Regions from separate parts of the Homo sapiens genome. Here all the other regions are linked to region 3. A link is an interaction called in ENCODE POLR2A ChIA-PET data of the cell type or tissue named here. Cell type or tissue: OCI-LY7. All regions are shown on one strand. Links, peaks and the distances in the headings refer to the core of each region. The heading gives the core; the rest is flanking DNA. Region 1 holds the start of LOC107983995 (a long non-coding RNA gene). Region 2 overlaps METTL8 (methyltransferase 8, tRNA N3-cytidine). Region 3 overlaps METTL8 (methyltransferase 8, tRNA N3-cytidine).

Region 1 (10,179 bases), core at 761-8,760, 60 kb before region 3:
AAGAAATGTTAAAGGAAATCCTTCAGGCAGAAGGAAAATAACACCTGATGGAAATATGATTATACAGAAAATTCAGAGCAACAAAAATGATAACTACATGGACAAATACGTAAGACTTTTTCTCTTATAATTTGAATATCTTTAAAATATATTGACTGTTTAAACAAAAATAATAACAATGTGTTGTGGGGATTACAACATATGCATAAAGAAAACAGTAGCCTAAGTGCTGGGAGGGAAAAGTGGAGTTATGTAATTATAAAATTCTGTGGCCTGGCGCCGTGGCTCACGCCTGTAATCTAACACTTTGGGAGGCTGAGACAGGCGGATCACTTGAGGTCATCAGTTCAAGACCAGCCTGTCCAACATGGTGAAACCCCATCTCTACTAAAAATACAAAAATGAGCCGGGTGTGGTGGTGGGTGCCTGTAGTCCCAGTTACTTGGGAGGCTGGAGCAGAAGAATCATCTCTACTAAAAATACAAAAATTAGCTGGCCATGATGGCATGTGCCTGAAATCTCAGCTACTCGGGAGGCTGAGGCATGAGAATTGCTTGTACCCAGGACGTAGAGGTTGCAGTGAGCTGAGATGGTGCCACTGCACTCCAGCCTGGCAATAGAGTGAGACTCCATCTCCAAAAGAAAAAGGAAAAAGGACTGGTGCGGTGGCTCACACCTGTAATACCAGCACTTTGGGAGGCCGAAACAGGAGGATCACGAGGTCAGGAGTTCAAGACCACCCTGGCCAACATAGTGAAACCCCATCTCTACTAAAAATACAAAAAATCAGCCGGGTGTGGTGGCAGGTGCCTGTAATCCCAGCTACTTTGGAGACTGAGGCAGGAGAATCGCTTGAACCCGGGAGGTGGAGGTTGCAGTGAGTGGAGATTGCGCCACTGCATTCCAGCTTGGGCAACAGTGCAAGACTCCATCTCAAAAAAAAAGAAGAAAAAAAAAAGAACAAAAGGCTCAATAATAAGAAAACAACACAATTAAAAAAATAAGCAAAAGAATCAAACAAACATGGGTGACAAATAAGCATATGAAGCATATAAGAAGATGCTCAGCATCATTAGTCATTAGGAAAATGCAAATTAAAACCATAACTACTGAATGGCTAAAATTAAAAAGACTGACCATACCAGGTGTTGGTGAGGAGGTAGAGGAACTTGAACTCTTATACCTTGCTGGGGAAAGTATAAAACAGTACAACCACTCTGGAAAACAGTTTGTCAGTTTCTTAGAAAGTTAAACATAAACCTACCATTTTATCCAGCCATTCACTCTTAGGTATAAGAGAAAAAACATGCATCTATATAGAATTATGCATAAATGTTCATAGAATCTTCATTGGTAATAGCCCCAAACTGGAAACAACCCAAATGTCCATGTACAGGTGAAACAAACCGGTATATCCAGCTGATGGGATACTACCCAGCAATAAAAAGAAATGAACAATTGATACATTCAACAACATGGATGAATCCGCAAATAATTAATGCTGAGCAAAAGAGGCCAGACCAGAAAAAGAGTATGCACTGTATGAGTTCATTTATATAACATGCTAGGAAACGCAAACTAACGTATAGTGACAGAAAGCAGATTAGTGGTTTCCTGGTGGATGAGGAGATGTGAAAGAACAGGAAGAAAGTGTTACAAAAGCAAAGAAACTTTTTGAGGTATTTTCACTATATTAATTGTGGTTATGGTTTCATAGTTGCATATGTGAAAGGAAGATAAAATCATGGAACCCCAAATTCACGATGCCAAAAGGGAAAAGTTAAGCTTGGAAGCTGAGTCATGAAAAAAAACCCCAAAACTGCCTTTATCTTTGTTCCTAAACTGATAGCTACAGATAGAAGGCCACAGGGGGCCTCCCTCACCTTGACAATGTAAATGAACAGCTTATCTTCATGGACTTGGGGGTGGAGGAGTGAGGGGAAAGAGGAGATTCGAAATCCCCTTCCATCCTGAGCTGAATGCATGTTTGACTGCTTTTCTACTCTATGTTTACTTCACCTTATGTAAAAGAGCAGATTTACTGAGTGTGAGTCAAATACATAATTGATTTTTCCCCTACCCCTTCCTTTTCATGCACATGTGACTTCACAAGAATGTGACCATGCCCTTCCTCTTTTTTTTCTTTCCCCTTTCCCCTCCTGCCTACTTTTCCCCTTTAAAATTGAAGCCCCCAAAATTCTCTGCAGAAAAAATAAGGGCCACAGATCCTGCTGTGGCTTGTGTCTCTTTTTCCTGGGTGTGTATTCAACCTCAGCAAAATAAACCTCTAAACTGATTGAGACCTGTCTCAGATACTTTTTGGTTTACATATATGTATGTCAAAACCTATCGAGTTGTACATTTCAACTATATGTTATTTATTGTAAGTCAGTTATACCCCAATAAAGCTGTAGAAACATAAATATTAGTTATTTTTAAAAATCAGTGCTAGGGGCCAGGCACGGTGGCTCACGCCTGTAATCCTAGCACTTTGGGAGTCCAAGGCGGGCGGATCACCTGAGGTCAGGAGTTCGAGACCAGCCTGGGCAACATGGTAAAACCCCGTCTCTACTAAAAGCACAAAAATTAGCCAGGCTTGGTGGCATGTGCCTGTAATCCCAGCTACTCGGGAGTCTGAGGCAGGAGAATCACTTGAACCCAGGAGGCGGAGGCTGCAGTGAGCTGAGATTGTGCCACTGCACTCCAGCCTGGGAAAGGAGAGCAAAACTCCATCTCCAAAACAAATCAGTGTTAGACTTTACCACACTCTGGCCTTATGACTCTTTGAAGCTGAGATTCTTTTAGTCATCAACATGGTTCTGGCCTAGGAACTAGTAGTTCTTCTGTGGAGTTAGAGAGCAGATAAAGGCCTGTTCTTCTACAGACAAGTTCTTTGCAAGCCATCCAAGGTGATGGAAAGGAGGTGGGGGCCACAGAGTTGAGCTTTTTTCTTTCTTCCAGGAAGAAATTAAAGACCCTTGGGGTTTTTCAATCACAATTCTCTTGACCTACTTGAGTCACTATGGGGCAGGATGCTTTGTTTCATTTCATAGAAACAAAGAGTGAGCATAAATTCTAAACAAAGTAATGTATTTGTAGATGGTCTTGTCTCTTGACGCAGATATAAAGCCTATCTTCTGAGAGAGGACAAAGAGATTAGTATGTGCCTTGCTTAAGAACAATAGACAAATGTTACAGCCTGTTAACTCCATCTGCTTCCCAAAAGAAGAAAGAATTTTTACAATGAAGTGTCAGAGGGTCTTCAGGCCCCATACGGGAGATTTTCCCAAGGGAAGCCCATAACAACCTTCCTGTGTATTTAAGCCAATATGTTCCAGCTCCTAGAGTGGGGCTCCTTGTCCTTAATTGTGGAATAAAAAGCTTTGTCTTATTGAAAGAATTTGAGGCATAGGGAGAAGGGGAAGTATTTTGGTTGGTGGGGAGGGAAGTCACAAGGTTGCATGCTTTCCTGGCTACGATGGAATCATTTGTGTAGTGAAGAAACTGAATCATCCAAAGGAAAGTATCGTCAGCTACCATATTCCAGAAATCATTTGCTTTCCTGAGGCACTGGGTGACTGAAGCAGATACATTGCAGGCACATGCCTGTAAGAGCCAAGGAATTCAACTTTTTTTTTTTTTTTCTTTGAGACAGAGTCTCGCACTTTCACCCAGGCTGGAGTGCAGTGGCGCGATCTCGGCTCACTCCAAGCTCCACCTCCCGGGTTCACGCCATTCTCCTGCCTCAGCCTCCTGAGTAGCTGGGACTACAGGCACCTGCCACCGCGCCTGGCTAATTTTTTGTATTTTTGGTAGAGATGGGGTTTCATTGTGTTAGCCAGCATGGTCTCGATCTCCTGACCTCGTGATCTGCCCACCTCGGCCTCCCAAAATGCTGGGATTACAGGCGTGAGCCACTGCACCTGGTTGGAATTCAACTTTTTTTTTTTTTTTTTTTTTTGAGTCAGAATCTCGCTCTGTCCCTCAGGTTGGAGTGCAGTGGTGTGATCTCAGCTCACTGCAGCCTCCACCTCTCGGGTTCCAAGCGATTCTCATGTCTCAGTCTCCTGAGTAGCTAGGGTTACAGGCACCTACCACCACACCCAGCTAAATTTTGTATTTTTAGTAGAGATGGGGTTTCTCCATGCCAGGAATTCAACTTTGTTTTTGTTTTTGTTTTTTTGAGATGGAGTTTCACTCTTGTTGCCCAGGCTGGAGTGCAATGGCACGATCTCAGCTCACCACAACCTCTACCTCCTGGGTTCAAGTGATTCTCCTGCCTCAGCCTCCCGAGTAGCTGAGATTACAGGCATGCACCACCATGCCCGGCTAATTTTTTTTTTTTAGTAGAGACGAGGTTTCTCAATGTTGGTCAGGCTGGGCTCGAACTGCCGACCTCAGGTGATCTGCCTGCCTCAGCCTGCCAAAGTGCTGGGATTACAGACATGAGCTACCATGCCCGGCCAGGAATTCAACTTTGGAGGCCCCATTTCTCCATTCTTTCTTTTCTGGGTTTGTGGGGCTATATTTCCCTTTCCTCTCTTCCTAATATAACTTTCCATACCTCAGCTGCCTCCCTGGCGCCAGGGCTGCCATCCCAGCAGGCCAAGAGGCAGACCGCTCTGCAGCGTGATGTGTTTTTTATGTTTCTGGCCATCTTTCTAGTCTTCTGCACAAGTGGAGTGTGTGAGGGGAACCCCTGCAGGAGAGTTACTGAGGACTACAGACTCTACTTCTGGCAGGTTGCCCTGCTGGGGAATCAGGCATTGGTCTCAGTCAGCTGGATGGGGCTGGGATCTATTTTCTATTTCCAGGTTCCCAGCGCGCATGTTCTTGTTTCCTGATGGTGCAACACTGAGGCTCAGCTATATGGCCGGGGAGATCTGTGAAATAAATGTGGGCATTTCATGTCATGTCTGGAAATTCCTGTGGAACTCTGGAGAGTGCCCCCAAAGTGAATAAAAATCAACATAGTCCTCTAATAATGTAATCTGTCCTCATAGGAAGCACTTCAGAGAATATTTTCAAACAAAGGTAAGATCTGAATAAAGTGAAAAGTGCTACTTTTATGCCCATTACCTGATGGACTGCTCACCAGTTCCAGAAGTCCTCCAACTATGGGAACACTGTCATGAGAACATGAAAATAAACCATACTGATTAATCTTGAATGAAACCTAACTCTTAAGTTTTGACTCCTCCCCCTCAAAAAGTACCTAGTGAATCTGTTTGAACAAAAATGAAATCAAAATTTAATTTGAGAAACAAATATATAAACATGAAAAAGTTTAGGCAAGAAAGGGCAATACAGGCCGGGCACAGTGGCTTATGTCTGTAATCCCAACAATTTGGGAGGCTGAGGCAGGAGGATCACTTGACCCCAGGAGTTTGAGACCAGCCTGGGCAGCATAACAAGACCTCCATCTCTACAAAAATTAAAAATTAAAAAAAAAAAAGAAAGAAAGAGGAATATGATGAAATAATTCCTCATCTAATCTCTGTCCCCTATTCCCTTGTTTCTCTCCAGGAAGTATTGTTAACAATTACTTAAGTATCTATACATGGCACTGGCATAGACATTACACACACACACACACACACACACACACACACACACAGGTGGTATGTGTATACATGTATGTATATATGTATATATCACATATCCTTTTTATTATTGTGAATGTCTTTATACATACAAGAGAATCTATTGTATAAGTGATGAACAAAGATTATGACCAACATGAACATTGTTGAATGTCATGGTCCTAGAAACAGAGGACATGGGCAAACTGAGAAGAGTTTAATAAAATGACTATTTACAAAATTGCAGGCAGGTTTAGAGAAATCAATAAAGGATAGTGCAGTACTCAGACACTTACCCAGATTTTGTGGGACCTAATGAATATTCAGTTTTTAGAAACTTCTTTAAGAAAAAGCATGTACTTCTTTAAGAAAAAAATGCAAAATTATGACACAAAAGTAGGTGCAAGAATAAAATTAAATAGCTGGAGACCGGGCGCCATGGCTCACGCCTGTAATCCCAGCACTTTAGGAGGCCGAGGCGGGCGGATCACGAGATCAGGAGATCGAGACCATCCTGGCTAACACAGTGAAACCCCGTCTCTACTAAAAATACAAACAATTAGCCAGGCGTAGTGGTGGGCGTCCGTGGTCCCAGCTACTCAGGAGGCTGAGGCAGGAAAATGGCGTGAACCCGGGAGGCGGAGCTTGCAGTGAGCCAAGATCGCGCCACTACACTCCAGCCTGGGCAACAGAGCGAGAGTCCGTCTCAAAAAAAAAAAAAAAAAAATTAAATAGCTGGGCACAGTGGCACATGCCTATAGGCCCAGCTACTCTGGAGGTTAAGGCAGGAGGATCACTTGAACCCAGGAGTTTGAGACTGTAGTGTGCTATGATCACACCTGTGAATAGCCACTGTTTTCCAGTCTGGACAACACAGCAAGACCTCATCTCTTAAAAAAACAAAAAGAATGAATTAGAATGAGAAAGCACATCAAACCAAATTTCTAAGACTATAAATATCAAAATTGTCATAAAATATCATAAAGTATCAAATACGATAAAATCTAGATAATATCATCATATCACGATTAATCACCTGTCTTTAATACTTTTTTCCATATATATATTTTTTTGTTTTTGCTATGTCCTTTTTTTTTTCTTTTTTGAGACAGAGTGGAGTGCAGTGGTGCGATTATAGCTCACTGCCACCTCAATCTCCTGGGCTCAAGCAATCCTTCCACCTCAGCCTCTCGAGTAGTTAGGACTACAGGTGCATGTCACCACTCCCGGCTAATTTTTTATTTTTTGTAGAGACACGGTCTTACTATGTTGCCCAGGCTGGATATGTACTCTTTGATCATTGCTTTACATGACATCGGTATCATTCTCTAAAGAAAGAATGGCAAGCTAAGTTAGTCTTTCCTCTAGATGGTCTCTTTCTGGATTCTCTATTCTGTTCAATTGGTCTGCAAATATCTCCCTACAAGAGAATAAGAATAGTTCAGAGGAACAATTGAAAAGACAAATCATAGCACATATACTGCTGAGCATTGGTCAGAGGCACCATTTTTTAAGTGCAAAGATTAGGGCATTTTACAAAGCTAAGCAAACTCTCAGTTCACCTTCCACGCATAAGAATGATTTTGTCGTCAGGGTCACAGCTCCTGCCTGTAATCCCAGCTACTTGGGAGGCTGAGGCTAGAGGACCCCTTGAACCCAAGAGGTCAAGGCTGCATTGAGCCATGATCGCACTACTGCCCTCCAGTCTGGGTGACGGACTGAGACCTCATTTCTAAAAAACAACAAAAAGAACGTTTTTTTCACTTCCTTATTACCAAGTACTTCAGTGGCTCCTGATCCCTTCAGATAACATCTAAACTCCTCTTCGTGGCAAATGAGACTCTCCATCCTCTGATTTCTTTTTACCTGTCTGGCCCCATCCCTCACTATTTTCCTACCACCACACCTCCACCTGTTCCACACAAGTTTTACTCCAGTAGCACTCAGCTATCTGGTTCCAGAGCATGCTATGCTCAGTCCCATTCCTGAAGCTTTGTATACAATGTTCTCTCTACTTGGAACACCCTCCCCAGCTTGTCCACCTGGCAAATCCACCCCGTGTCTTCAAGTCACAGATAAAATACTGCTTCTTCTGTGAAGCCTTTCTTGATCCCCTCAGACTCATTCAGGTTTTCTTCTCCTTTGTCACAATCCTACTGAAGCAATAATCTTACTGTAATGCAACTGTTTGCAGGTCTGTCTCCTCACTAGTCTATACATTTCTGCAGATCATGAACTGAGACTTCATCCTTGTATGCCAGGCACTCAGCACAGGGCCTGGTACACAGTAGGCACTTAATAAGTATGTTTTAAATGAATGAGCTTAAGCAACTTACATATGCTTACTGCTATGCTAAAATGTTCTCTCATGTTATGCTTACAACAACCCTATGAAAAAGTATTATTCTTATTTTGGGGGGGTGATTAGAATATGCCACCCCAAAATATGAACTTTTGCATAAGGATTATTTTGAGCTGAAAACAGTTGAGAAGCAGCACATGCCAAGAAGTATCTCTGCCCTCCTCCCTACTTGCCTAAAAGTAGGACGTAAATTTCCATTTGTGCCAGGTTTGGCGGCTCACACCTGTAATCCCAGCATTTTGGGAGGCCGAAGCAGAAGACTCACTTGAGGCCAGGAGTTTGAGACCAGTCTGGGCAATATAGCGAGACACCCATCTCTGCAATTAACAATTTTTTTAATAAAAAAAAATACATTTGCAAAGGCGTCTCTCTCTCTCTCTCTCTCTCTCGCATACCAGGAAGAGGAAACTCTTAGACTCATAATCACTAGAGACGAGGAGATAACTCTAGCCCAGAGATAGCACCAAAAGGTACCTACATAGTAAACCCTAATAAAATAACTCCTATTTTCCATTAGTTTCTCTCCACATATTTACCTCCCCACAATTTGTCACTCCAAAAGCTTAAACCCCTTTTCCTTCGTTTTGCCACATCTCTACAAATACACCATTCTTCGTTACGATGCTACATAACAACTACTCCTGCAAACTACTCATCACTGAGTAGTTTTTATGTAGCATCTTTGTTACGATGCTACATAACAACTACTCCTGCAAGTTACACTCATCACTGAGTTTCTCCCAAATGCATGTGCATTGCACACATTCATAAGCTCTGTTTTTCTCTTGTTAACCTGTCTTTTGTCAGTTCAATTTCTAGGTTCCTAACTGTAGAACCTAGGAGAATAGAAGAAAAGTGGTTTTTTCCTCTGCAGTTTACAGATAAACAAACTGAACCATAATGAGTTTAAGTAATTTGTCTGTAGAATTTCAACCCAGTTCTGTCTAATGCTAAAAATTTATGCTGTTTGCTACATTATGCTGTTTGTCTAAGCAGGTAAATTGTGTCGTTTCAGTAGCACTTAAGCTAGCTGCATATGGCATGGCTGATCCAACTTTTTCTGAAATAATAGACTGCTCTTCTTTCCCTGAGAGATCAAAACCCCCATTATGTGTCTGCCCCATCCACTCCCACTGAAATTGTTCTTTTCAAGGTCTCAAGTGATCTCTTTGTTGCCAAATCTAATGACCATTTTTCTCTTATCTTTTTTGACTCTCAATAGTTTCCCACAAAGTTGACCGCTCTCTTTGTTCTGGAAATAATGTTCTCTCTCAGCTTTTGTGACAAACCATTCTCTTGGGTGTTTTTTTTTTCTTGCCTCCCTGGGCACTCTGTCTCAATTCCCTTTTCTGGCTCTTCCTTCTCTTCCCTACCTCTAAATACTGGGCTTCCTCAGAATGAGGTCTTGAACCAGCTCCTCTTCTCTGTCCACCTCCTGCTGTAGGTGATCTCACCCAGGCCTGGGAAATTAAATGACATCCATATGCTGTTTGCCATTAGTATATCTCCAGCCAAGAAGTCTGCTTACGCTCACATGTCCAACTAACTACTTGATATCTCTACTTGATTGTTTCATTAGTACATCTTTAAAATCTCATTGGGAACTTAATTTCTCCTCTTAAAGACGTCCCTCTCCCAGTGTTTCAGTTACTATTGCTATGTGACAAACCACTTCCAATCTTCATGTGTCAGGACCCCAGACAGGGTACAGTGGGAATGACTTATCTTGACTCCATAGTAGCTGAATCCTCTGCTGGGAAGACTCGGAGGTTGGGGTTGCCTTAACAATAGGGGCTGCAATCATCTGAAGGCCTCTTCATTCACACATCTGGTGGTCAATGCTGGCTGCTGACCGGGACCTTAGCTGGGACTGCTGAATGGAACATTTACACTTCATGTGACTTGGATTCCTTCATAGCGGGGCAGTCTCAGGATAGGTGGGCTTCCTTATTTTTATTTATATGAGGTCTCACTCTGTTGCCCAGGCTAGAATGGGAATGCAGAGGTGTGATTATGGCTCCTGCAGCTTTGAACTCCTGGGCTCAAGTGATCCTCCCTCCTCCGACTTCCTAGTAGCTGGGACTACAGGTGTGAGCCACCGTCCCCAGCTGAGGTGGACTTATTTTTTTTTTTTAAGACGGAGTATCGCTCTGTTGCCTCAGGCTGAATACATTGGCAAGATCTTGGCTCACTGCAACCTCTGCTTTGCGGGTTCAAGCAATTCTCCTGCCTCAG
Region 2 (10,179 bases), core at 1,467-9,466, 65 kb after region 3:
ATGACCCTCCAAGACATAAGTGAAAGAAGTCAGACATAAAAGGTCGCATTGTATGATTCCATGTCTATGAAATATCCAGAATGGCTGGGTGCGGAGACTTAAACGTCTGTAATCCCAGCACATTGGGAGGCTGAGGCAGGTGGATCACTCGAGCCCAGGAGTTCAAGACCAGCATGGGCAACATGGTGAAACCCCATGTATACTAAAAATACAAAAAAATTAGCTAGCCATGGTGACACACGCCTGTAGTACCAGCTACTTGGGAGGCTGAGGTGGGAGGATCACTTGAGCCCAGGTGGTCGAGGCTGCAGTGAGCTGTGACCGTGCCACTGCACTCCAGTCTGGGTGACAGGGCAAGACTGTCTCAAATAAGCAAACAAACAAACAGACAAAAAATGAAAGACTAGACCAACTGTGGTAGCTCATTCCTGTAATCTCAGCACTTTAGGAGGCTGAGGCAGGAGGACTGCTTCAGCCTAGGAGTTCCAGACCAGTCTGGGCAACATAGTGAGACCCCACCTCTACAAAAAAAATAAAAAATTAGCCAGGTGTGGGTAGCACACACCTGTAATCTCAGCTACTTGGGGGACTGAGGCAGGAGGATCACTTGAGCCTAGGAGGTCAAAACTGCAATGAGCTGTGATCATGCCACTGCACTCCAGTCTAGGTGACAGAGCAAGATGCTGTCTTTAAATTAATTAATTAATAAAGTAAGTAAATAAGTAAAAGACTATAGGCAGATATAAGTACTAGTAATACAAATACCCAGAATCTGGAAGGCAAATCTTTCTCAGCATATTAGAAACTAAATAAAAAAGAGTATCTTTATTTTTTCTTAAAATTAAAAAAAAATATGGTCATATAGAGAGTAAATAATCCTTAAAACCAAAGGCTAAATGGAAAAATGAACTGTAGATAATTCTGAGCAACACCTCTGAGAGAAAACTGGCATATGCTTTTCTAGAAACATCTTTAAAAAATCAAATTCAGGCTAGGTGTGGTGGCTCATGCCTGTAATCCCAGCATTTTGGGAGGCCAACACAGGAGGACTGCTTGAGGCCAGGAGTTCAAGACCAGCCTGGGCAACATGGCAAGACCCCCCCTCTCTAAAAAAAATAAAATAAAACAAAATTAAAAATTAGCCATTATAGTGCCATTGTACTTCAGCCTGGGTGACAGGGCAAGACCCTGTCTCAAAAAAAAAAAAAATCAAATTCAGCAAGAGAGGAAACACTATTCTTAAATATAAAGGAGAAAATAAGGAAGAAAACAAAAACTTCTGAACAGAATTTTGGACTTGAAGGATGGGGAGAACAAACCAGGTTTCGTTTAATTTACACATCTTCTCCTTAAGAAGAAAAAAATGTAAAAAAGGTGTGTGGGAAGATAATGTGAATCAACTACCTTCCTCTTCCCTGGGTGAAAGTTTTTATTGCTGCTCTTACAGTATGTATCTGTGTTGGTAGAGAGTTCACCACAGGTGTCGGGTGCAGACTGGCCAACCCCTTGGGGGGTATGCTATGAAGATGGATGGCTGTCTAGACTAGATCAATGTTTTTCAAACTGAATAACAGAGCCCTAAGGGTCCTCTTGGCTGCTAGAGTAAGTGAAGAGAGGTGAGAGGGAAAAGGAAGTGGTGCTGTTGATGCTCCAGGCCTCTATGCCTAATTCATTCAGGTCAGGTTTGCTTTTATCTTTTAAATCCTAGGATTCCATGTTAAAGCTTCACTTGAAAATAGTTCTGTTGCTAAAGAAAATTATAAAAACCACTGGACTGGATCAAGGGTTCCCAAACCTGGCTCCTCAACAGAATAACTAAAAGAGCCTTTTCAAGTTAGAAATTCCTGGGCCATACCTCTAGACCTACTGAAATAGTAACTCCCAGAAGGATTCTTGTGCAGCCAGCCCAAAGCTAGCCCGTGTGTTTGAGGAGTGCTGGACCAGATGATCCTTGCTTTCCTGAGTCTATGACAAAACAGAACTTAAATCAGTAGGCAAGAATCTCAGGCAAGAGAGCAGGTGGTAGCAGATGGAAAAAGAGAATATAGATAGCTAAATCACTAGGGTCTAATGAAGAAAACAAAAAAAATTGATAAATGAGGAGCTTGCCTAAGATCAGAAGTTGCTCTGGAGATTTAATTGCCTGGCAAAGGGCCCATTTTATCTCATAGCCTGTGATAACTATCCATATTGGTGATGGTAGTGAAAATGGTTTAATGGAGCAGCTGTCCAAAAAAGTATAATGTGAACTACATACGTAGTTTTAAAATTTCTAGTAGCCATGGTAAGGAAAAATGAAAATAAAGAGGTGAAACCAATTTTAAAAATATATTTTATTTAGGCCAGGCACAGTGGCTCACGCCTGTAATCCCAGTACTTTGGGAGTCCGAGGTAGGCAGTTCACCTGAGGTCAGGAGTGCGAGACCGGCCTGGCCAACACAGCGAAACCTTGTCTCTACAAAAAATACAAAAATTAGCTGGGCGTGGTGGCAATATGGAAGGGAAGAGTGTGGTCCCTTTAAATGATACAGAAGCGGGGAAGGGAAGCGCTACTTAGAGGAGGACGTGGTCCCTGGCTAGGGCTCCACCCACATGAACCTAGGTGAGGACAGGCATTTCCTGCCCAAATGTTGTATTTTCCCAAGACCGCCCTGGCCTGCCACGCCCCGATCCTATGCCTATAAACAATCCCCTCCCCCCAGACCCCAGCAGGCAGACACACAGGTGGCTGGACATGGCGAGAAGCACATCAGGAGGCACCAGCACACCAGCAGGCCACCCACCAGCAGAACGACATTTGGCTAGGGCAGCCAGAGGAGAGCCCAGTCCACCTAGCGGTCCGACTCCAGGGGAAAACCATCTCCCTTCTGACTCCCCAATCTGCTGAGAGCTACTTCCACTCAGTAAAACCTTGCACTCATTCTCCAAGCTCATAAGTGATCCGATTCTTCCCATACACCAAGGCAAGAACCCTGGGATACAGAAATCTGTCTTTACGATAAGGCAGGGGTATAACTGAGCTAACACAAGCTGCCTATGCATGGCTAAACTAAAAGAGCACCCTGTAACACGCGCTCACTGGGACTTCAGGAGCTGTAAACACTCACCCCTATACACTGTCATGGGGTAGGAGCCCCACAGCCTGCCCATCTGTATGCTCCCCTAGAGGTCTGAGCAGCGGGGCACTGAAGAAGTGAGCCACACCCCCATCGCACATCCAGCGAGGGGGACATAGGAGCTTTTTCCCTTTCAGTGGTGCATGTTTATAATCCCAGATACTCAGGAGGCTGAGGCAGGAGAATTGCTTGAACCTGGGAGGCAGAGGTTGCAGTGAGCTGAGATTGAATCACTGCACTCCAGCCAGGGCGACAGAGCGAGACTCTGTCTTATTTAAAAAAAATTAAAAAAAAAATTTTTTTTTAAATATATATATGTATGTATGTGCATATATATATAATTTAATTGCATATATCCAAATTTTCATTCACTTTTAACATATAATTCAATATAAAAATTGAGATTGTTTACCTTATTTTTTGTACTAAGTTTTTAAAATTTTACAGTACATCTCAATTCAGCCCAGTTATTAATATATTTCAAGTGCTGAATAACCACCTGTGGCTAGTGACTACCATATTGTATAGTGTAGAACTAATTAATTAAAAAATCAATGTATTCCCTTTCAAAATTGAGATTCGGTTGCAATAAAAACATAAAAAGCCCATGAATCACCTTCCTAGCCCCAGAGATGCTGTTCCAGAGGCTAGTCTGATAACAATTTTGTCTGCAGATATCATGCCCAACTTGACTTCTTCAGCTCTGACCACTCTCCCTCTTCCCAGCAGCAGTGTCTGCGTGCTGGACATTTACACCTGAATGTCCTGCTCACAAAGCCTATTATTCAAAATGTCTAAAACCAAATTAACCATCTTTCTTCCAAAATAAAACAAATACATTTACCTCTTGATTTTCCTATTTCTATCAGTTACTTAAGATCAAAACTTCAGAGTCAACTTCTTCCTTTTTCTTTACTCTGCACAAGCACCAAATTCTGTTTATTCTTCTGTCACGATCTCTTGCTCACTGGCCCTTTTCTGCTTCTAATTCTTCCTGCTGATCAGTCTAGCATGGTGTTACCAAATATATACACTTAATACACTAAATATAATGTCATTTATTTATCTTCAGTGGCTCTATAATGCCTTATACTTCAGCTATGAATTCAGGACCATGCACATCTTAAACCTACCCCCCATCTGGCCTATGTCATTCCAACCTTATCTTTCACCAATCTCCTAGAAAAGCCTTTCTTAAGGCAAACTATCCTATCCTCTATCTCATGAAAATGCCTTATATTTCCTCATCTCAGTGCTTTATGATTTTCTATCCACCTAGAATGCCCTTATTTCAGTTTACCTATTCAAAGCATTAATTCAACAATATTTGTGTGTCAGGCATTGTGCTATGTACTGCAGGCAATATAAATACAGGCATATCTTGTATAATTATGCTTTGCTTGATCACACTTCACAGCTATTGCATTTTTTACAAATTGAAGGTTTGTGGCAACCCTGCATTGAGCAAGTCTATTGGCACCATTTCTCCAACAGCATGTGCTCATTTCATGTCTCTGTTACATTTTGGTAATTCTTGCAATATTTCAAACTATTTCATTATTATTATATCTGTTATGAGCTGTGATCAGTGATCTTTGATGTTACTATTGTAATTGTTTTAGAGTACCATGAACCATATCCATATAAAACAGCTAATTTAATTGATAAATGTTATGTGTGTTCTGACTGCTCCACTGACCTGGCTTTCCCTGTCTATTTCCCTCTCCTCAGGTTCCCCTACTCCCTGAGACAAAACAATAATGAAATGAGGCCAGTTGATTACCCTACAATGGCCTCTACGTGTTCAAATGAAAGGAATAGTTATATATATCTCATTTTAAATCAAAAGCTAGAAAAGATTAAGCTTAGTGAGGAAGGCCTTTTGCAAGCTGAGATAGGACAAAACCTAGGCCTCTAGCACTAGTCAACTTGTGAAATGCAAAGGAAAAGTTCTTAAAGGAAATTAAAGATGCTACTCCAGGTTGAGTGCTATGGCTCACACCTGTAATCCCAGCACTTTGGGAGGCTGAGTTGGAAAGATCACTTGAGCTCAGGAGTTCAAGGCCAGCCTGGGCAACATGGTGAAACCCCATCTCTACAAAAAATACAAAAATTAGCCAGGCATGGCAGTGAATGCCTATAGTCCCAGCTACTTGGGAGGCTGAGGCCAGAGAATCACTTGACCCAGGTGAAGGTTCAGTGAACCGTGACCACACCACTGCACTCCAGCTTGGGTGACAGAGTCTCCCTGTCTCACAAAAAAAAAAAAAAAAAAAAAAAAAAAAATGCTGCTCCAGTGAATACATGAATGAAAAGAAAGTGAAATAGCATTACTGATATGGAGAAAGGTTTAGTGGTCTGCATAAAAGATAAAACCAGCCACAATATTCCCATAAGCCAAAGCCTAATCCAGAGCAAGGCCCTAACTTTCTTTGACTCTATGAAGGCTCACAGAGATGAGGTAGCTGCAGAAGAAAAGTGAAGCTAGTGGAGGTTGGTTCATGAGGTTTAAGGAAAGAAGACATCTCCATAGCATAAAAGTACAAAGCAAAGCAGTAAGTGCTGATGGAGAAGCTGTAGCATCGAGTTATCCAGAAGATCCAGCTAAGATCACTGATGAAGGTGGTTACACTAAAAAACAAACTTTCAATGTAAATAAAACAGCTTTCTATTGGAAGAAGATGTCATCTAAGACTTTCATAGCCAGAAAGGAGAAGTCAATGCCTGGCTTCAAAGCTTCAAAGGACAGGCTGACTCTCCTGTTAAGGGCTAAGGCAGTTGGTGACTTTAAGTTGAAGCCAGTGCTTATTTACTATTCCCAAAATCCTAGGGCCCTTAAAAATTATACTGAATCTACTCTGCCTATACTCTATAAATGAAACAACAAAGCCTGGATGACAACACATCTGTTTATAGCATGGTTTACTGAATGTTTTAAGCCCACTGTGGAGACCTAATGCTCAGAAAAAAGAATTCCTTGCAAAATACTACTGCTCACTGACAATATACCTTGTCACTCCAGAGTTCTGATGGAAATGTACAAGGATATTAATGTTGCTTTCATGCCAACTAACACAATATCCATTCTGCAGCCCTTGGATCAAGAAGTAATTTCAACTTTCAAGTCTTATTTAAGAACTACATTTCGTAAAGCTATAGCTGCCATAAATAGTAATTCCTCTAGTGGATCTGGGCAAAGTAAACTGAAAACACTCTGGAAAGGATTCACCAATCTACATGCCATTAAGAACATTTGTGATTCATGGGAGGAGGTCAAAATAATAACATCAATAGGAGTTTGGAAGAAGTTGATTCTAATGGATGATAAGGGGTTCAAGACTTCAGTGGAAAAAGTAACGGCAGATATGGTGGAAACAGCAAGAGAACTAGAATTAAAAGTGGGGCCTAAAGATTTAGTCTGAATTGCTGCAATCTCATGATAAAACTTGAACAGATGAGGAGTTCCTTTGTAGGGATGAGCAAAGAAAGTAGTTTCTTGAGATGGAATCTACTTGGGGTGAAGACAGTGTGAACACTGTGGAAATCACAACAAAGAATTTAGACATAATTTAGACAACAAAGAATTTAGACATAATTTAGACAACAAAGAATTTAGACAAAATTCTAAATATTAAACAAAATATTTAGAATATTACATACACTTAGTTGATAAAACAGTGGCAGGATCTGTGAGGACTGACTGATTTTGAAAGTTCTACTGTAGGTAAAATGCTATCAAACAGCATCACATGCTACAGAGAAATCTTTCATGAAAGGGAGAGTCAGTTGATGATGCAAACTCCATTGTTGTCTTATTTTAAGAAACTGCCACAGCCACTCCAACCACCACCCTGATCAGTCAGCAGCCATCAACACTGAGGTAAGACCCTCTGCCAACAAAAAGATTATGACTCACTGAAGGCTCAGATGACTGTTAGCATTTTTTAGCAAGAAATTACTTTTTAATTAGGTTTGTACACTGTTTTCTTAGACATAATGCTATTGTACACTTAAGAGACTACAGTATAGTGTAAACATAACTTTTATATGCACTGGGAAACCAAAAAAATTGTGTGACTCACTTTATTGCAATATTTGCTTTACTGCAGTGGTCTCAACCAAACCTACAACATTTCTGAGGTGTGCCTGTAATCGTAATCTCAGTTTCCCTCACTTTAAGAAATCTTTCTGACTATGCCCAAACAGAAGTGTTTTTGCATTACTGAGTTGTTCTCATATGGCATATAGTCTGTAACACTCATTGAGCCCTCACAATTTACTGCCTTGTAGGGGTAATTATCAGCTTTTTCTGTAAATATCTATCTTTCCAAATAGGGTGGATTCCCTGAAAGCATAGACGAGAATCATACCAATATGATCTCCCTGGTGCTCAGTAAGACACAGGTACTGATCTGCATTTGCTGGATGACAAGTATGAAAAAGAGGGAAGGAACTGTGGAGCAGGAGGAGGGCCCCACCTAGGAAAGAATCCTCACCCCCACCCAGTGACAGCAGGCAAATCAGGATCAGAGGTAAGTAGGAAGGGCCTGCAAGAACTCCAAGGCTACTAAAAGCATATGGAAAGTTTCACTCTTCCAATTCCATTTGCAATGAAATTCAGAATCAGCAACACTTAAGTCAGGATCGGTTACCCTAGCTTTTGGACCTCTACAACATGAGTTAGGTCATCAGCTTTAAAAACCCTTTCTTAATTCTAAATGAAAATAATACCACTGGTGATATTTAAGAAACACACATAATATCAGATTTAAAAAGAAAACTCACCACATGTTGTGTTCAAAAACTTTGGCTGGGTCAGTTAAAATCCTTGATCCCAGAGGGGCCACTGGGTGGTAACCACTTTGGTATCTGTGTGGCACCTTTCCTAGCCTTAGACAAGAAATGGAATTTCTCCAAATCATATTCATCCTAAGCAGTACCTAAAAAGTTACAAATGATTAATTAGTCAACATAGATTAAACAGTGTATTGTTTATCTAATACCCAAAACCTGGTTCTAAAGGTTTTCAATCTGAGAATGCACATGAAAACTAGAAACTTTTTAATGAAAGATGAGCATAACAGCTTCTCTCCTGAAGTATATTCAGGCCAAGAGATGGGAGAGAAATATTTAGGGTGGGCAACACTGGCTGGCATTTTTTTGAAGCCATAGCCTTGACCAACTTTGCTTTGTTCGATATTTTATTTGCTTATTTAATTTTTAGCACATGATCAAAGCATGTCTGAATTTGTGTACTAAAGACAGATTTTTTTTAAAGTAATTTTATTTTTTGGGGGGTAATTCTAGGAAAATATATTTCTAGGAAATATTTTGTGACCACTAGACAAAAATCCCAAGTATGGCAGAAGAATAAGAAAACAAACCTGTAACTCTCATTCTCCGTGCTGAACTGAATAATATGAAAATCAGTCAAATAAATAAATATTAAGACAGAATCTTAGCAATTATTAATTCTAACAATCCTGTATACATATATTTTTAAGAATAGTCAGTAATATGGATGCAAAATAGATTTTCCTGAACAAAATGCATGCTTTGCCAGGCATGGTGGCTCATGCCTGTAATCCCAGCACTTTGGCAGGCCGAGGCAGGTGGGTCACTTGAGGTCAGGAGTTCGAGACCAGCCTGGCCAACATAGGAAAACCCCATCTTTACTAAAAATACAAAAAAAAAAAAAATTATCCAGGAGTGATGTGAATTCCTGTAATCCCAGCTACTTGGAGGCTGAGGCAAGAGAATCGCTTGAACCCAGGAGGCGGAGATTGCAGTGAGCCGAGATTGTGTCATTGCACTCCCGCCTGGGCAACAGAATAAGACTCTGTCTCAAAACAAACAAAACAAAACAAAAATGCATGCTTAAGGCCAGCTGCAGTGGCTCATGCCTATAATCCCAACATTTTGGGAGGCCAAGGTGAGAGAGTTACTTGAGTCCAAGAGTTAGAGACCAGCCTGGGCAACATAGTGAGACCGTTTCTTCAAAAAATAAAAAAAAATTAGGGGTGATGGTGCACATCTGTGGTTCCAGCTACACGAGAGGCCAAGCCTAGAGGCTGAAGCTGTAGTGAGCCATGATCATGCCACTGCATTCCAGCCTGGGTCATAGAGCAAGACTCTGTCTTATAAAAAAGCAAAAAAAAAAAAAAAAAAGCATGCTTATACCCTAGCTCAAGAGGAGAATCATCTGCTGATTAGCCCAAATCCATCTCCATTTCTGGAAGAATAACAAGCATTTAAAGAGTATGTCATCTTAATTATGTACTTGTAAATATGTCACTTTAAAATCTTTATGGAAAAGTATTAAAAAGAAGCTCTAAGGTGCTTACTTTTTCCAATAAGAAACCATTGTAATACTGCTTGACATTTCAGTTGTTCATCACAACATTCAGCCTAATGCTGTCAGCTGTCAGGTGGAAACAGATGCTAAAAGGTGTGTGTATGTAATATGCATCACAGATCATTGGAGGTGCTATTAGGCGTAAAAATGCCATATACTGTGCACTCTTTACCACCCTACTGAAAATGAATAGGTTTAAGACTGTGAATTCCAAAATGAACTGCAGAATGTCAAAAACAGCTCTTTGTACTTTTAAACATAAAATTCAAGATTTTCCTTTTGGAAAAAAAAAGTGGGGGCATAGTTATACATACCAACAAGACTGTAATGGTTCCATTCAAATGTGACTTAACAGTGATAAGAAATGAAACCTTCAACAGCAAGTGCAGATGCTCCTGTTTCTTATTTGTTTTCCTTCTCCAGTAAATGCAAGCTCTTTGGTGGAGGCAAATGAAATGAAATGCTCCACCTACCACCACCTTTACCCTGATGTGCCTTTGTTCTTTTTGCCTGCCAATGTTCCACATAAGACTATCAGTGTTCTATAAAACCCTACCTGCAAAATTATTTTTAGAGCTCTTTCTGCAGTGAATAGTATTCATAAAATCTTTTGTATGCTGAAGAGTAGAAATTGATTACACCTAGAAAGAGAGGCAATTCATGCTCAAAAGTATAAAATGATGTAAATGTTTCCTACCCAGGAAAGGC
Region 3 (10,179 bases), core at 840-8,839:
ATGCAAATGTGAAGTTATCTGCACTTGTGAGGAGCATAACAAACATCAAAACCAATTAGAAGTAACAATGTGTGATCTATTCAGGCTTCAGGACTTTGATGAGTTGGAAGTTTTGGGGTTTAACAATCCAGATGGTTCTGATAGCTTTAAGTTTTGCCTCCAAGAGGGCAGCTATCTGCATATGGGTGAATTTTCACGTACAAGCTAGAGTACAGCAACGACTTAGAATCACACACGGGTAGAAACCGGGACGTGTTCACAATTTGTAGACAAAGCATATGGAATCGAGAGAGGCAAAGCAAATAAGTTCTCAGAAGTCAATGTTAAATGGGTGTTTCAATACAGGCAAATGTGTCATACCGAATGCAAAACTTTTAATAATAGAAACTGTTATCTTGACTTTCTCACAACCTTCGGAAACAGTTCCTCATGTGTGAGAATTTTTACATTTGGACGATGCTCAAAAGTGAATTTTTAGAAATGGAGAAAAAAATGAAGGGTGCATTTAAACAATATATTCCATTGTTTCTGTACTGTAAGAAGATGAAAGAATATACCTTTTACTCCTGGAAAGAAAATGGTCCTTTTGAAATTCAGCTCTCTCAGAAGATGAATTTTTAAATATCAAACTCTGCCTAACCAACTGGTCCTAGCTTTATGGATGTGAGGGGTAAATTAGAATTTCATGCAGTTATCAAATATTTTAAACTAATACCCAAGCAGTTACATTTGCAACGCTTCATGATTTCTTAACATCTATAGACAAAATTCCAAATAGGTCTTTCCCTTTTCTTTCTGTGCCAAAATCTACATTTCTATCTAGCAGCAAACCCCGAGAAGGAAGTTGTTGTAGGTAGGTTAAGAGACAGAAAGACTGACCAGGCAAGCAGAAGACACTGGTGGAAATGGCCCTGCTGCGCAGCCATGTGGAATAGGAAGGCTATGCTGGACAGAGCCCAAAAGAGACCAGTTTGTGTCTCACAGTCCAAATTTGGTTGATGTATTTTTGAAGCTTCTAAAGGTTAACTCACATGCTGTAATACATTATAGAAAGACACGAAGCCGAATTTTACTGTGCCAGTCAAGAGGCTGGCTTGAATCCGCTATTTAGAACTGAGAGAGACAGTACAATTTACATGTGTGAGAATGTGAGAATAATTTTACCTTCTGTTGTTTTTGAAACCACCTTGGGCCATGATTTTTAAACGGAGACACAAGGAGATCTGCTGGGGTTCCCATAGCAACATTAACTTATCTAAACTGCCCTTGCTGTATGTAATACTTTCATGACTAGTTTGGCTTTTTAATGTACACTTTAATTATGAAATACAACTGAGTTAAGAGTCTTGGGCAAATTTTAATGTTTATATTTACTGACTTATGCATGTTTAAACAGAAAGCTTGATAATTGTACTTTTGAGGACTTGCCATCAAGGCAAGTTTGTGCAAAAACCTTTATGTGGTCTTCCTTGCCACTGATCTCTGACCTCACTCCATTCCATTCTATAGACAACTCCTCAACCTCTCTCAATACATTTATAAGACACCATATCTCAAACTGATCTCAGATGGCTCCAGTTCAGAGACTAGAAGTCATACACCTGCTAGTCTAGGTTATCTACAAGCTGACCCCCTTCCCATCTTTTCTACCTATCCCTCATCATTAATGTCCCACACCACACTTGTCTTCTCACCATCTGCTGAGAATGTACATTCAAGAACTAGCCTGAGACCTACCTCCCCCAAGAAACCTGATTCTTCTCCATTCTTTTTCAGAGCTAATCTCTCTCTCTCTCTCTGGAAATACTATTACTACTGCTACCACTGCTATATGATGTGTTGGCTGTGACTGGACAGCATCCCTCCCCTGGTGTTTTTTGACAGCAGTGTCTTGATTTTCCTTTGAAGAACTTTCTTCCATTCCAGGAAGTGAAATTTCCTTCCACTCCAGGTTGGAGTGCAGTGGTGCGATCTCAGCTCACTGCAACCTCTGCCTCCCAGGCTCAAAAGATCCTCCCAGCTCAGCCTCCTGAGTAGCTGGGACAACAGGTGCGTGCCACCATCACTGGCTAATTTTTGTATTTTTGGTAGAGATAGGGTTTTTCCCATGTTGCCCATTCTGGTGGCATCATCAATTAAGCTGCCCTGCCCCAGCCTGTTAAGAGATGAACCAATGACTAAAGCTGGACCAATGATATTCTTCTAGAAATTGGATTTTAAGTGAATTCAGAAAGAAAAAACAGTTGGAACTTAATTATTCCAATGATGGTTCTTTCAAGAGAGTATTTATTTATTCTAGGTTCTGTGGTTCATAATCAAAGTCTGCTAGCTGGTAAGTTCCCTATTTGAGTGTTTGTATATTGTCTTAGATCATGATTTACAGGTTTGGGATATGCACATTTTGTTTTGCCAGCTGTACTCTATTTATGCTCCCTGAAGAGCATAAACAAGGCTGGGTCTTTATTGTTCATATTATTCCACTGAATTTAGCACTCAATATGTAAGTAGTCAATAAATATTATGTAATGAGTATGAGACTAATCTTAAAAACTTCATTTCTACAAAATGTGATTTGCAAGCCAACTTATGTCCTTTTTGAAGCAAGGGAGTAAATAAATTTTTTTTTTTTTTTTTGATACGCAGTCTAACAACTGTCACCCAGGCTGGAGGGCAGTGGTGTCATCTCGGCTCACTGCAACCTCTGCCTCCCGGGTTCAAGTGATTCTCCTGCCTCAGCCTCCCGAGTAGCTGGGATTACAGGTGCCCACCACCACGCCTGGCTAATTTTTTTTGTATTTTTAGTAGAGACAGGGTTTCACAGTGTTGGTCAGGCTGGTCTTGAACTCCTGACCTCATGATCCGCCTCCTCGGCCTCCCAAAGTGCTGGGATTACGGGCTTGAGCGACTGCGCCCGGCCCTCGAGGGGATAAATACATTTTTAACTGCCACAATTTAAGAATTCTCTTGGGTATGACAGTTGTCTTAAACAGAGCTTACCACTGATACCAGAAAGGGTCTGGATCCAGACGCCAAGAGAGGATTCTTGGATCTTGTGCAAGAAAGAATTGAGTCCATACAGCAAAGTGAAAACAAGTTTAAGTAAAGAATAGGCTGGGCGCGGTGGCTCACACCTGTAATCCCAGCACTTTGGGAGGCCGAGGCGGGCGGATCACAAGGTCAGGAGATTGAGACCATCCTGGCTAACATGGTGAAACCCCGTCTCTACTAAAAATACAAAAAAAAAAAAAATTAGCTGGGCATGGTGGTGGGTGCTTGTAGTCCCAGCTACTCAGGAGGCTGAAGCAAGAGAATGGCGTGAACCCGGGAGGTGGAGCTGGCAGTGAGCTGAGATCACGCCACTGCACTCCAGCCTGGGTGCCAGAGCAAGACTCCATCTCAAAAAAAAAAAAAAAAAAAAAGTAAAACATAAAGAATGGCTACTCCATAGGCAGAGCAGCCCCAAGGGCTACTGGTTGCCCATTTTTAAGGTTATTTCTTGATTATATGCTACACAAGGGGTGGATTATTCAGGCCTCCCCTTTGTAGACCATATGGGTAACTTCCTGATGTTGCCATGGCATTTGTAAACTATCATGGCACTGGTGGGAGTGTAGCAGTGAGGACAGCCAGAGGACACTCTCATTGCCATCTTGGTTTTGGTGGCATTTGGCCGGCTTCTTCACTGCAACCTGTTTTATCAGCAAGGTCTGTATGACCTGTATCTTGTACTGACTTCCTATCTCATCCTGTGACTAAGAATGTCTTAACCTCCTGGGATTGCAGCCTAGTAGGTCTCAGCTTCATTTTACACAGTCCCTATTCAAGATGAAGTTGCTCTGGTTCAAAAGCCCTTGATACAAGAGCTTGTCAGCTTACATACCTTTTTTTTTTTTTTTTTTTTTTTTGGAGACAAGGTCTCACCATGTCACCCAGTTTGGAGCGCAGTGGTACAATCTCAGCTCACTGCAACCTCCGCCTCCGAGGCTCAAGCGATCCTCCCACCTCAGTCTCCTGAGTAGCTGGGACCACAGGTGTGTGCCACCATGCCTGGCTAATTTTTGTATTCTTGGGAGAGACAGGGTTTTGCCATGTTGTCCAGGCTGGTCTTGAACTCCTGAGCTCAACCGATCTGCCTGCCTCAGCCCCCCAAAGTGCTGGGATTACAGGTGCGAGCCATTGCACCTGGCCTAACAACTTGTATATCTAAGAATAGCCTGAAAATAATGTCAGCATGGGCTGTACTTCCCCAATTTTAGGAAAGGAAAGAGGAACTAAAATTCTATTTCAGATATGAGCCTCTGAATTTCAAAAAAAAATTGGGAGAAAATAGACAACAACAAGACAAAAAATAATACACTTTGACCTTGGGCTTGTTGTAGCTTTCCCTGGAAATAAGGTGTGCTTTCTCTCTGCAATCAGATGACAATGGGAAGAGTCTGACTGTGTTTGGGAACTGGTTTACTAAGCCTAAACAAATAAACAATTTTTTTTACTTGCAAAAAATGTCAAGTTACATTTTCTCAAAATTACTTGACATAATACTAACTTAATTGAATGCTTATAAAAATCAAGGAACAAGCAAAATGGTTAGATGTAATAAATTCAAACAAGCTTGAGCATATCAAGTTTTCAAAGCACAGAAAAAGGCATACTGTGCTGAACCACTTACATGTGCTTAAAATGCACAAAGGAGCTCACCTATGACAAAACGGCAGGAAATACAAATTCTCTTCTTTTTTTCTCATTGTCTTTTGAGAAACAATAGACTTACAGTAGTCCTTGAATAGCACAGTCCTCTGGCTTTGTACCTTAACATGTTACAAAGTTCAGTCTTGTGAAAGGAGTGTAGATACCATATTGGAGCTATTCTGAGTCTGGTGCAATGGTTTCTGGAATTTGCCTTGAATCCACACTCGGTGCATTTTCACTTGTTTTTTCCTATTAACTTGTAAGCGGCGATCAACCAGATTTTGCTTTTCATCTAAACTGGCTTTGCAGAACATACTGTGGACTTCCCCTGTGAGACAAAAATGGCAATAAAAGATATGACATGTGACTAGAGATGGGGGAGGTCAGGAGTAGAACACTGATGGAATAACTGACCATCTAAATTTCATTTATACAAGAAACACTCTCTAGAACAATTTGGTGAAGGAAACCTGTGAAACCAAGCGAGTTTCTTCTATTTCACAAAAATACACCATGCATATAAAAATACACCTGTTTACAGACTAACACGGCAGACATCAACAGATATATAAAACTATTGGTTGCAGCTTTCAATATTTTGAAAGGTGCTCCCTTTCTGAGTTTTTGTTGGTTTACAGAAACCCAAAACGGCAGATTATAAAAGTACTCACATAAATTTGGGGAAATCCTTGAATGCAGCATTCACTTGGTACTGTTAGAAATGCATTTTTAAAAATGTGAAATTGGTTGGGCATGGTGGCTCACGCCTGTAATCCCAGCACTTTTGGAGGCTGAAGCAGGCAAATCACCTGAGGTCAGGAGTTCAAGACCAGCCTGGCCAGGGTGAATCACTTGAGGTCAGGAGTTTGAGACCAGCCTGGTCAAATGGTGAAACCCCTTCTCTAATAAAAATACAAAAATTACCTAGGCGTGGAGGTAGGTAATCTCAGCTACTTGGGAGGCTGTAATCCCAGCTACTTGGGAGGCTGAGGTGGGAGAATCGTTTGAACCGGCGAGGTGGAGATGGCAGTGAGCTGAGATTGTGCCACTGCACTCCAGCCTAGGCAACAGAGTGAGACTCTGTCTCAAAAAAAAAAAAAAAAAAAAGAGAAATCAGCTAGAGATAAGTAATTTTCCTTCTTTCTATTTTGAAAATGTATTGTTTTTTTAGACATAAGATTCACTCTGCTGCCCAGGCTGGAGCACAGTGGTCCAATCATAGCTCACTGTAGCCTCATCTGCCCCAGCTCAAGTGATCCTTCCACCTTAGCCTCCCAAGTAGCTAGGACTACAGGTATGCACCACCAGACCAGCTAATTAAAAAAAAATTGTTTTGTAGAGACAGAGTCTCATTTTGTTTTCTAGGCTGGTCTCAAATTCCTGGCTTCAAGCAATCTTCTCACCTTCATCTCCCAAAGTGATGGGATTACAGGTGAGCACCCCTGTGACAGGCCAAGATAAGTAATTTTCTATAAACTTATCAAATGTCCTCCTTTGGCTGTGGCTATCATCAATTTTTTTCATATCTAGGCTAACAATATCTCCAAAATGGAACAGCCTTCACCTTCATCTGGGTATGAGGGTAAAACAAGAGACTTTAAAGCAGTTTAACTGGAAAAAGATTAAACAGTAAACGGCCATTTTCAACCTTTTATGTAGACCAGTAATAAGCATCAAAGTATGAAGACATCTAATGCTTAATCAATGACTGAAGCCTCAGTTTCATAGCTTCTGAGCTATAATCAATGAGATAATAACTAACAAGAACGATTATGACCAATTATTTCCTTTTGTAGATTAGCATACCTTTTGTAAAGAAATATGCTCTGGTACCATCTCCTCGAACATAAAAATTTTCAGATAAACAATGTCCTGAAAAAAATTGTGAAAAGAGAAACTCTTAAGGGTATTCCTTTAAAAAAAAACAACTAAATACTTTGATGTGAAATATAAACAAGGCATTCTTTAGAACATTTAAAAATAACCTCAAACTGAATATACTATTACCCTTTTTAAAACGAAGCTGAGTCTTATCATATCTTCCATAGTCTCGAAATAACAGCATTCCCCCAGGTTTCAGTAACTTGGACAGTCGGTTTACAACACCTTGCATCCTTTGGAAACAAAGTATTAAAAAGATACCCAGTTTGTAGAAATCTTGTTTTATATGCTGGATTTAACTTTGTTGAAGACAAAATAAGAAAAGCTTGATAAGGCCAAAGAAATCTAAACCATAAACATAAGGGTAACAAAAATAAAAATATTTTGTAAAGAAGAAAAAACCAAAACCAACTTGCTAAATGACTAGATTCAAAAGTCCTAGAGTATCAAGAAATCACCCAAATGATCAGAGTGGTAACTTCACAGAGCTTGACGTATGATGTCAAAGCTAAACTTCAAAACCACAGATGTTTCCTGGTACTTACAGAAAATTAAGGTAGTTCTGAGATAGACAACAATGGAGTGTGCTTCATTTTCCTTGCAAGATAAAAAATATGCCAAAGCCATCCCAAGTTGTACATATCTAAAGAGGGAATATCTTTCCTCCAAAACGAGCTCATTCTCCTTTTCTTTATTTAGTTCGGAGGTACCACCATTTACCTCATGAAAGAGAAATTATTTTTCTTCCACTGTCCTCTCCATGTGGCCATAAAATTCTATGTCCTCTTTAATTTTTATTTTTAATGACATCTTTGATATTTCCTGTCTTTTTTGTTTCCCATTTGTACTCCCTTAGTACCAACCCCTATCTCCTTAGGCCTGGAAACAAATCTGCTTCCTAACACGCTGTATTATTCTCCCTGTCAATCCTTCCTGCATGTTATCGATGAATAATTCTGCTTAAAATGATAATTTTGTCAAATCATCTCCTTGCTCAAAAACTTTCATGATTTTAATCCATAGGATAAAATTTCAATTTCTTAGTTGAGCTCTTAAGATCTCCTACTACTGACCCCAATTAATCTTACCAACAGCTTTCCAATCTGAAGCAGCTCCCCTAGCCAAACTGTCATGCTTGGCCCTGAGCAGCCTCTGCCTTTGCTCACATGGTTTTTCCTCAAAGAATTCTCTCCTCCTTACTGTCTGCCTATTTAAATTTTATTCACATTCCAAGCCCTAGTTCAACAGCAGGGAGCCTTTGCTTTTCTCCTTTACTGTTTATTCTACTTATTTGGCTTCCAGTCAAATACAATCCCTTATAGCTGCTCTTGATTTAGTGTTTTTGGCTAAGTGTTCATGGCTTTATGTGTGATTATGGGCCAGGGATGGCATAGATTTCAGATCTCATATTAATTCTGAGTGACAGCATCGGCTGCCTACAGAGCTCTGAGAAGGACTCATAAAGCTCATTGCGAGTTACCGAGTACAAAATCGATTATCAATGTCTGCCATGGGCAGAGAATGGTAAATGGCAGCTTGTGTGCTAAGTCCTTGTCTCTGCCTTATCTAAGCTACTTAAAGCTGCTGAGGTTTTCTTATTTGAAAAAAATGAAAAGTTTGAATCAGATAATCTGTAAATTCCTTTCAATTAAAACACTGTTCAGTGGAATAGTAAGGTAAAACTCAGATTATGTCATGTTATGAAGGAAGCAGATACTGAGAAAATGAAAGCAACTATAAAACAAGAAAGAAGTAGGACAAAAGGAGGTGGCATGATTAGGTGAAAAGTCCTTTTAAAAAAACTAGCACATAAGGACATAAAAGAAAAAAGAAACGTATTTTTTGTTTATTTTATTACAGGTTATTTTCATACTGTGCTTATATCATAGGCTTTGCGAATGAAAGAAAATCATATCTAAACCTTAAAATATTCACTTTCAATATAAATATTTTACGTACATAGCAAAATCTTTCTGTAATTATTAGTAAAACAAGTATGAAACTAAAATGCAGAAAAATAAACAATCGAACACTTTAAAATGTAGCCACCTCCTCCTGCAAATTCTTTCCTCTCAGCTATCCTTTAATGTCTGGGGTTGAGGATAAAGGCAAGGAACGGGAGCTACTTTTCTTGCTCATCTCATCTTGGTTCATAGTGCAGTTCCCGAGCCAATTCCTGAGAACTGCAGGTGGGAGTGGGCTGGGGGTGAGATGGACAAGACAGGAATGGTATGAAGCCCCTTTTCTTTCTTCATCCTACTTGGGCCAACTCTGCTGTCTTCACTTATCTCTGGATAGAGGGAGAGGAGAAGGAAGAGATAAAAAATGTATTGACTGCCTGCTTTATGCTTGGCTCTGTAATATTTTGTATTTTCATTTCAGTGACAAGAAGGACAATTCGCTCTTCTTTTGTAGCCACCTACAATTTATTCCCATTTAAGCTGGGTCCTCCAGACTCAAGGTCTAGCCAAATTGCTTGCCATTTGCTTATGCCTGAATTTTCCAAGCTACCAAGATGCTACTTTTCTAGAACTTTTCTGGGGTTGAATCTACTACTATAGTCCTAAGTGACACTATAGACATTGCCTTGGTTTTAGTTTTTTCTTTTTTTGAGACAGGGTCTTACTCACTGTCACCCAGGCTAGAGTACAGTGGCGTGATCTTGGGTCACTGCAACCTCCGTCTCCTGGGTTCCAGTGATTCTCCTGCCTCAGCCTCCAGAGTAGCTGGGATTACAGGCATGCAGTACCACGCCCAGCTAATTTTTGTATTTTTATCATTTATTTATTTTTTTGAGACGGAGTCTCTGTCTTGCCCAGGCTGGAGTGCAGTGGCATGATCTCCACACACTGCAGCCTCTGCCTTCCAGTTTTAAGCAATTCTCCTGTCTCAGCCTCCCAAGTAGCTGGGACTACAGGTGTGTGCCACCACAGCCAGGTGATTTTGTATTTTTGGTAGAGATGGGGTTTCACCATGTTGGCCAGGCTGGTCTTGAACTCCTGACCTCAGGTGATCCACCCGCCTTGGCATCCCAAAGTGCTGGGATTATAGGCGTGAGCCACAGCGCCCAGCCTTTTATTTTTTTTTTGAGACAAGGTCTTGCTTTGTCGCCCAGGCTGGAGTGCAGTGGTGCAATCTCGGCACACTGCAACCTCTGCCTCCTGAGTTCAAACGACTCTCCTGCCTCAGCCTCCCAAGGAGCTGGGATTATAGGCGCCCACCACCATGCCTGGCTACAGGAGGCAGAGGTTTCACAGTAGAAACGAGGTTTCACCATGTTGACCAGGCTGGTCTGGAACTCCTGACCTCAGGTGATCCACCCACCTCGGCTTCCCAAAGTGCTGGGATTACAGGTGTGAACCACTGCACCTGGCCTTTCTCTTCTCTATAACATTCAATTCAAATCATGAGAAAATACATTATCTGAACTAATTTCAAATAGTCTTTTTGTGGTTATATGTAGAATTTAGATGTTTCTTGTTATGGGTGTCAATGGGGAATCTTGTTCTCTATCCACCTCTCCATCCTTTTAACTGTTCATATAAGGAAACCAAACACATAGATGACAACTTTCTATTAGTACCTGAACAATGCCTACAGTCTAAACAG

Evidence for each region. ChIA-PET counts read pairs that join two places held together with the same protein. Peaks named below come from ENCODE experiments on the same cell type or tissue, not always from the same donor. Only the 100,000 strongest peaks of a DNase experiment are listed, where the experiment ranks them.
Region 1: POLR2A ChIA-PET joins it to region 3 with 12 read pairs; 6 of 35 experiments call an interaction of 5 or more read pairs at or near these places.
Region 2: POLR2A ChIA-PET joins it to region 3 with 19 read pairs; 5 of 35 experiments call an interaction of 5 or more read pairs at or near these places.

The regions. Positions count from the first base shown.
Region 1 is chr2:171,258,956-171,269,134 of GRCh38, forward strand. It overlaps LOC107983995 (a long non-coding RNA gene), which reads right to left and starts at 5,965. Exons shown (of 3, transcript XR_923576.2): 1 at 5,879-5,965; 2 at 5,080-5,126. LOC105373737 (a long non-coding RNA gene) reads right to left here. Exons shown (of 3, transcript XR_923573.3): 3 at 6,671-9,817. In OCI-LY7, for the core only: CTCF peaks have their summits at 1,856 and 2,068; a DNase peak (open chromatin) is centred at 7,366; H3K4me3 peaks cover 323 bases; H3K27ac peaks cover 486 bases.
Region 2 is chr2:171,384,142-171,394,320 of GRCh38, forward strand. It overlaps METTL8 (methyltransferase 8, tRNA N3-cytidine), which reads right to left. Exons shown (of 10, transcript NM_001321154.2): 2 at 7,902-8,056. The coding sequence starts at 8,044. Among named protein-coding and RNA genes, the nearest start is that of METTL8, 45 kb to the right of the region's middle. RefSeq lists enhancers at 2,223-2,807, 2,808-3,392. In OCI-LY7, for the core only: no CTCF peak of the experiment used is centred there; DNase peaks (open chromatin) are centred at 1,530, 4,080, 5,320 and 5,840; H3K4me3 peaks cover 1,626 bases; H3K27ac peaks cover 3,772 bases.
Region 3 is chr2:171,319,346-171,329,524 of GRCh38, forward strand. METTL8 (methyltransferase 8, tRNA N3-cytidine) reads right to left here. Exons shown (of 10, transcript NM_001321154.2): 8 at 6,697-6,803; 9 at 6,496-6,561; 10 at 1-5,017. The coding sequence ends at 4,827. Among named protein-coding and RNA genes, the nearest start is that of METTL8, 110 kb to the right of the region's middle. RefSeq lists enhancers at 1-627, 773-822, 5,010-5,109, 6,941-6,990, 7,485-8,009 and a silencer at 4,634-4,928. In OCI-LY7, for the core only: no CTCF peak of the experiment used is centred there; DNase peaks (open chromatin) are centred at 4,206, 4,716, 4,996 and 7,071; H3K4me3 peaks cover 3,629 bases; H3K27ac peaks cover 7,654 bases.